Regions from separate parts of the Mus musculus genome. Here region 1 is linked to region 2. A link is a contact called in ENCODE POLR2A ChIA-PET data. All regions are on one chromosome and are shown on one strand. The core of a region is the stretch at or near the end of the contact, and the rest is flanking DNA. Distances in the headings are between cores, read along the strand shown. Region 1 holds the start of Lipt2 (lipoyl(octanoyl) transferase 2 (putative)). Region 2 holds the start of Pgm2l1 (phosphoglucomutase 2-like 1).

Region 1 (2,784 bases), core at 125-2,624, 68 kb before region 2:
CACTCTGGTTGGTATTCTGTTCTTCCTCTTTCTGCTTCCTGGCCCACCCACACTCAGTGTTACTGGAGCTATTAACAGTCAAAGTCCATCCCAGCACGTAGGAGGCAGAGGCAGGAGGATCTTCTGTGATGGAGGAGGGAGGGGAGAACCTGCATGGCAGAGGTGGAGGGGTTCAGAGAGTGAGAAAGTCCACAGTGCAACGATGTAGGCTCAGGCTTTAGGCCGATATCTGAAAAGGAAATAAAGAAAAGGGGAAAAAATTAGTGGTCAGTGCAGATCTGAGATTATGTCCCAGGTTAGAATACCACACCAGAGACACACAGTGTGGTTAGAAACAGGGGCTGGTTATTAAAAAAAGAAAAACACTCCCAAGAATGGGCGTGAGCTAGTGGGCTAAGTAAAAGCCTTGGGGACTGAGGGCTCAGGACCCTTTATAAGACTTTGATAAGACATCTACCTCTCCAAATTGTAGTTCTGGGGACTTTTCTGGCACATTCTCTGTTGTATAAAGCTCAGGTCAGGAAGGGTTTCTGGGCCAATTAATCACAATTAATCTTGATATTCTGGCTTCCCGTCCCCTGTCCTTCCCTCGGCTTCTGGGACTGGGTTGTATGATGACTCAAGCTGGAGCTCCCTTCAGAGATCAGGGCTTCATAATGGAAGCAACTCCTACAAAGGTAACGGTGCCTTCCCAGGAGTAGCTTGTTTTTGTGACCCATCTATGTAGGATGTCCCATTTGCTTTAATCTAGAATAATTCTAATGGGTCAGGCCAGACTCGGAGCATTCCTGGGGGATAGCTAAGGAAAGAATCTAATGCAACTATTTCTCTGCTCAACTACAGCTTCTGCCTAATCCTGTTTCTTTCAAGTCTTATATATCTTGAAGTACCTGCTACGTCCCACACCGATCCACAATAAACCTCTTTGCACACTAGTCTCCCTTTCAGTTTTCGAGGAACTCAACATATTACTGAATTCTGTTTTTCTTTCCATCATTGAGGAAAATACGTAATAAATAAATTAATTAAATTAAAAAAAAGAATTTACATGGTGAAACAGAAAGACAATTTCTGAATATTGTCAAAAAAAAAAACTTTAATATTAGCTTGTCAGCTGTGAACACCTAAGCTTCCAGGGTTGGATCTTCGTTTCTCAAATACTCTACACTGCACGGTCCAAGTTCCTGCAGAACACAGAACATACTAAAAAATGATTATTGGAATGAATGGGTGGTTAAGACCAATCCTGCCTGGACTTCGGGTCACACAGGTAGGCGGGAACTGAAGCTCCACTCGGGCTGAAGCTCAGGGGCGTGGCCCAGAGTCCCCGCCCCGAGACCCGCCAGAAGGCGTGGCCCACGCACGCCGCCTCCCGCGCGATGTCGCTGCCTGTGGTCCGGCTCGTTTGGCTTGGTCGGGTGCACTACTCGGAGCTGCTGGCGTTGCAGGAGCATTGGCTACGGCGGCTACAGGCAGACCCTCGCCCTGGGACCCTGTCGGGGACCAAAGCGGGTGTGCTCTTGGTCTGCGAGCCAGCGGGGCCCGTATACACGGGCGGGCTACGCGGTGGCCTGACACCCGAGGAGACTACGCGGCTGAGGGCCTTGGGCGCCGAGGTGCGCGCCACCGGCCGCGGCGGCCTGGCCACTTTCCACGGCCCGGGCCAGTTGCTCTGCCACCCGGTGCTTGACTTGCGGCTCCTAGGCCTGCGCCTGCGCACCCACGTGGCGGCGCTGGAGGCGTGCGCCGTGCGACTGTGCGAACTTCGGGGCCTGCAGGGCGCCCGCGCGCGGCCGCCGCCCTACACTGGCGTCTGGCTGGGGGAGCGCAAGATCTGCGCGATCGGTGAGCGCGCCGGGGCGGGACCGGGGCGGAGCCTGGGCAGGGCTAACATCGGGGAGCGCTGGGCTGGACATGAACTCTGGGCATGAGCCACTGACCTCCCTCATGGAGCTGAGACAAAAGAGTCCTCTAGTTCAGTATGAATTGCCAGGTTTCTTCCTGTGACTCATAACGGGAGACAGGATGCCAAAATTTAAAACTTCCAATGCAAACGCAATTCTTGTGTTAAACGAATCTCGAAAATAAGGGCAGCTGATGTGTAACCACAGCCCCCACCGCCATTGACTTAGCCCCCAGATCCAGTCAGTGTTCCATCCAAGTTTCAAGGGATTGTGCCCAGGCCTCCTTACCTTTCAGCCCCAGAGGGATCCTGAGGCTCCCAAAGAAGGGAAGTATAACTATGCTAAGATATTTTGGCTTGTCTTGCAGGAGTCCGCTGTGGAAGACACATCACGTCCCACGGCTTGGCTCTGAACTGTTCAACCGACCTCACATGGTTTGAGCACATTGTGCCTTGTGGACTGGTTGGAACTGGAGTCACTTCCCTGAGTGAGGCGCTTCAAAGACTTGTCACTGTGGATGAAGTAATGCCATCATTCCTTGTGGCATTCAAGGAGACTTTCAAGTGCACGTTAATCTCTGAGGACAGCCCCAGCTGAAGGACATTCATTCACCTTATCCTTGGGATGATGGTTCTACAATAGAAAGCTTCTAGTCTGACTGAGTCCCCAGAACTACTCTGATTCACTGACCATGACAGGCCCTGAGCAATTGCTAGTCTGACTGAGTCCCCAGAACTACTCTGATTCACTGACCATGACAGGCCCTGAGCAATTGCTCCCTGTATCTCCTCACCTACCTCAGACGACATTATGAAAATACTATGAAAAGTCACAGGCTACCTAAAGCATCCCCATGACCATTAACACCTGTTAATGGAGA
Region 2 (2,972 bases), core at 113-2,612:
TGCAACCCCTTACAATGACATATATTATTTTTCAGAATCTCTCAATACAATTATTTTATGCTAGTAGTTTGGATTTTATTAGAACAAATGATGTCTTTAAAAAATAAAAGGAATACTTTGGATTTATTATGTCTTTTATCTTTGAGCCTCAAAACACTCTAAAACTATTTCTTCAATTACTGTACTGTCATGCTATAAATATTATATAATCCTTACAAGAGCAAAAGGCTGATGAGGAAGAGTTTTAATATACTTGGTCAAGTCACACCAAGAAGGTATTTGGCACAGTGTGGTGGTGCACACCTGGAATTCCAGCACTCAAGAGTTCAATTTCAGCCTGGCGTATATTATGTTCAAGGCTAGCCAAAGCCATAGAGGAGACCCTGTCTCAAAAACAGAGAAAGCAGAGTGGTCCATATACAAGACTTCAGTATTTCTCTGGCCTCAAGTAATGAGACCTGAAAGGCGCACATTTATAGAAGAAAGAAAGTGAAGGTGTTCATTTCTTTTTTCCTCTGTATTCCTACTTGTTCATGAATTTTATGATGTTTGTACATTCTTAAAATAGGGTTAAATGCTGACCCATCATCTGACAACCTTCTTATCTATTTTCCAGACATTATATTCTCTCTACCTCTATTCCGCGGCTACAACTGAACAAAAACAACTGCCAGCTGAGGTAACATAACAGACTGAAACCCGCATTCATTTCTCAGGAACGCTACTGCTCAGAAAATTCGGTTTGCCTTTCAGTTCCTTCTGTGTAAAGTGGGAAAGGAATATACATACAACCTACCACACAGGATGAATGAAATGACAAAAAACGACTCGTAAACTTTCAAGTACAAATAGATACCGTTGTTCCTTACGTCATTCCTTTTTTACCTTAAAGCAGGAGACCACCACTGCACAACATAAGTAAGAAGCGTCAGGGAACAGGTGGTGCTTTTTCTCTCCGAGGGAAGGGAAAGGCAACGGGTGTACAGAACTCGGGGAACCGGGGAAAACTACAACTCCCGTGAGGCGTCACGCGCGCCACTTTGGGCTCCCAAGCGAGACCAAGCCCTGAGGCGAAGAGGGTGGGGCCTGCGCGCGCCGGGGACTCTCCTAGTGAGTGCAGAGGCGGGCTGCTTGAGACGACGGGGACACCAGGTGGAGGCGCACGTGCGAGTGCGGGGCGGGTGATAAGGGAAAGACAGCTGAGGAACGGCATTAAAAAAACAAAGCCAGCTGTGCACTGTCGCCTCAGCGGACAGCAAACGCTGCAGCGGAGGTGCGGGGCGCGCGCTCCCGGGCTCGCGCCTCATGCCTCGGGCACTCGGACGGGCCGGGGCGGGCGGGGGCGGCGCGGGCGGCGCGGGGGCGGGGCCTAAGGCGGCGCGGGCGAAGGCGGCGACCCAGACATCTGGGACTGTTGTTGTTCTCTCGCCTCACGCCCGCCTCAGTCAGTTCGAGCTGAGATCCGGAGCTAGTCTGCTGGGAGGCGGCTGTCCTGTCTCCGCCCTCTCTCCGGGTTCGCTGGAGCTGCGGCAGGAGCTGGCGCGGACTGAACAGCTCGCGGTTGGTCTCCGATGCCCTTCGTCAAGGAGGGGGTTTCTGGACCCTGGTGAGCGCACCTAGAGCCCCCCTGACTCAGTGTCTTCGCCCGCCCCTCGGGCCCGCAAACCCGTGTGTCTACCATGGCTGAGAACGCAGATGATGACCTGAACTCTAACCTGCTCCACGCCCCCTACCTCACTGGGGACCCCCAGCTAGACACGGCCATCGGGCAGTGGCTGCGTTGGGACAAGGTGGGTACCTGGTCACCCCGGCATCTGTCCCCTCTTTCTGCTCACCCTCGCACAGTCCACCCTTTCCGGTACCCACCCAGGGCTCTGGAGGCTCCAGGGGAGATGGCTCCAGCCAGCGCAGGGCTAGTGGAGTTGGGCGATGCCTCTCACCTATGCAGGGGCTGCTTTCCCCGGCGGGCTGGGCTGGGCAGGGACGACTGCAGTCTCTTTCTTTTGTGGTAGGCTACACCGCAGTCCCGCTTCCTCCCTTGCTGCCCCTTCCCTTCCAGTGAGTATCATCTCTCATGGTCAAAATACTTCGTCCTCATTCTCATCGTTGTAAGTTATCCTCTGTGTACTATGCATCCATCACCTTTCCTCTTTCTCCTTTGACTTCCTTCTCTGCAGAACCAGAAAGTGGCTTCTGGTTCTTGAACGTTACTAACCACTCACTATGTTGCTCTGCTGTGTTTCCACCCTCTGTCACTAGGTAATCGCTGGCTAGGTATTCGCTAGTCTATTTCACTCTTATTTTCTGGTATCACCTTTTGCTATTAAATGTGACAAGGGTTCTCCTCTTATTTCATTCCTCTGCCGGCAGTTATTTATTGGAAGTATCCTGTTCAAAAAATTGTCATGGACATCTAGAATAGTCTAGTTGTACTGATAGAATTTGCACCATTCTCAAATCTTAAAAGGCAGATTCTGATCAGATATTTAGGAATTGCTTAGGAATTTCAGAATTGCTGATGCCATCGTTTCTTCTCTCTCCCTCCCCTTGTGCAGGTATATAGGGTGGGTTGGTGAAAGCTAGAATTAAAATGCATCCTTTTCACTTGTAAACGAGGCTCTTGGAGGCTTTTTCAGAGGGTGGGATGATAATCCCAGTGTTTGTTTTCTCAAGTGCATATGATACAGCTGCTAAAACAAAAAAGGCAGCACATTTAAAACTGAATTAAGGGGTTTGTATGGAGGTATGTGAGATTTTGTTATACAAAAGAACTACTTAATTAGCTTTCTGAAAAAGTTTATTTTCATTTTTTTCCAGGTATCTATGCATTTAAGAAGGGAAACAAAACAAAACAAACAAACAAAAAAACCCAACTAAATACTGAGTGTTCTAGGCCAGACAGGAAATGCTGGTGGTGAGAAAGATAGAAAGAGTTCTTGCCGTCAGCAAGCCTTTAGTTCGTAGATAAGGAA

Evidence for each region. ChIA-PET counts read pairs that join two places held with the same protein, here RNA polymerase II (POLR2A).
Region 1: POLR2A ChIA-PET joins it to region 2 with 18 read pairs in embryonic stem cell. The contact joins the promoter of Lipt2 here to the promoter of Pgm2l1 in region 2. POLR2A ChIA-PET finds 5 or more read pairs at or near these places in 4 of 5 experiments (Patski and embryonic stem cell).

What each region holds. Positions count from the first base shown.
Region 1 is chr7:100,157,903-100,160,686 of GRCm38, forward strand. It overlaps Lipt2 (lipoyl(octanoyl) transferase 2 (putative)), which reads left to right and starts at 1,375. Exons shown (of 2, transcript NM_026010.2): 1 at 1,375-1,845; 2 at 2,272-2,784. The coding sequence starts at 1,380. The coding sequence ends at 2,501. It overlaps Gm51452 (a long non-coding RNA gene), which reads right to left and starts at 2,274. Exons shown (of 2, transcript XR_003946658.1): 1 at 2,193-2,274; 2 at 1-229.
Region 2 is chr7:100,226,245-100,229,216 of GRCm38, forward strand. Pgm2l1 (phosphoglucomutase 2-like 1) reads left to right here and starts at 1,363. Exons shown (of 14, transcript NM_027629.3): 1 at 1,363-1,790. The coding sequence starts at 1,680. It overlaps Gm34877 (a long non-coding RNA gene), which reads right to left and starts at 1,161. Exons shown (of 3, transcript XR_869834.3): 1 at 886-1,161.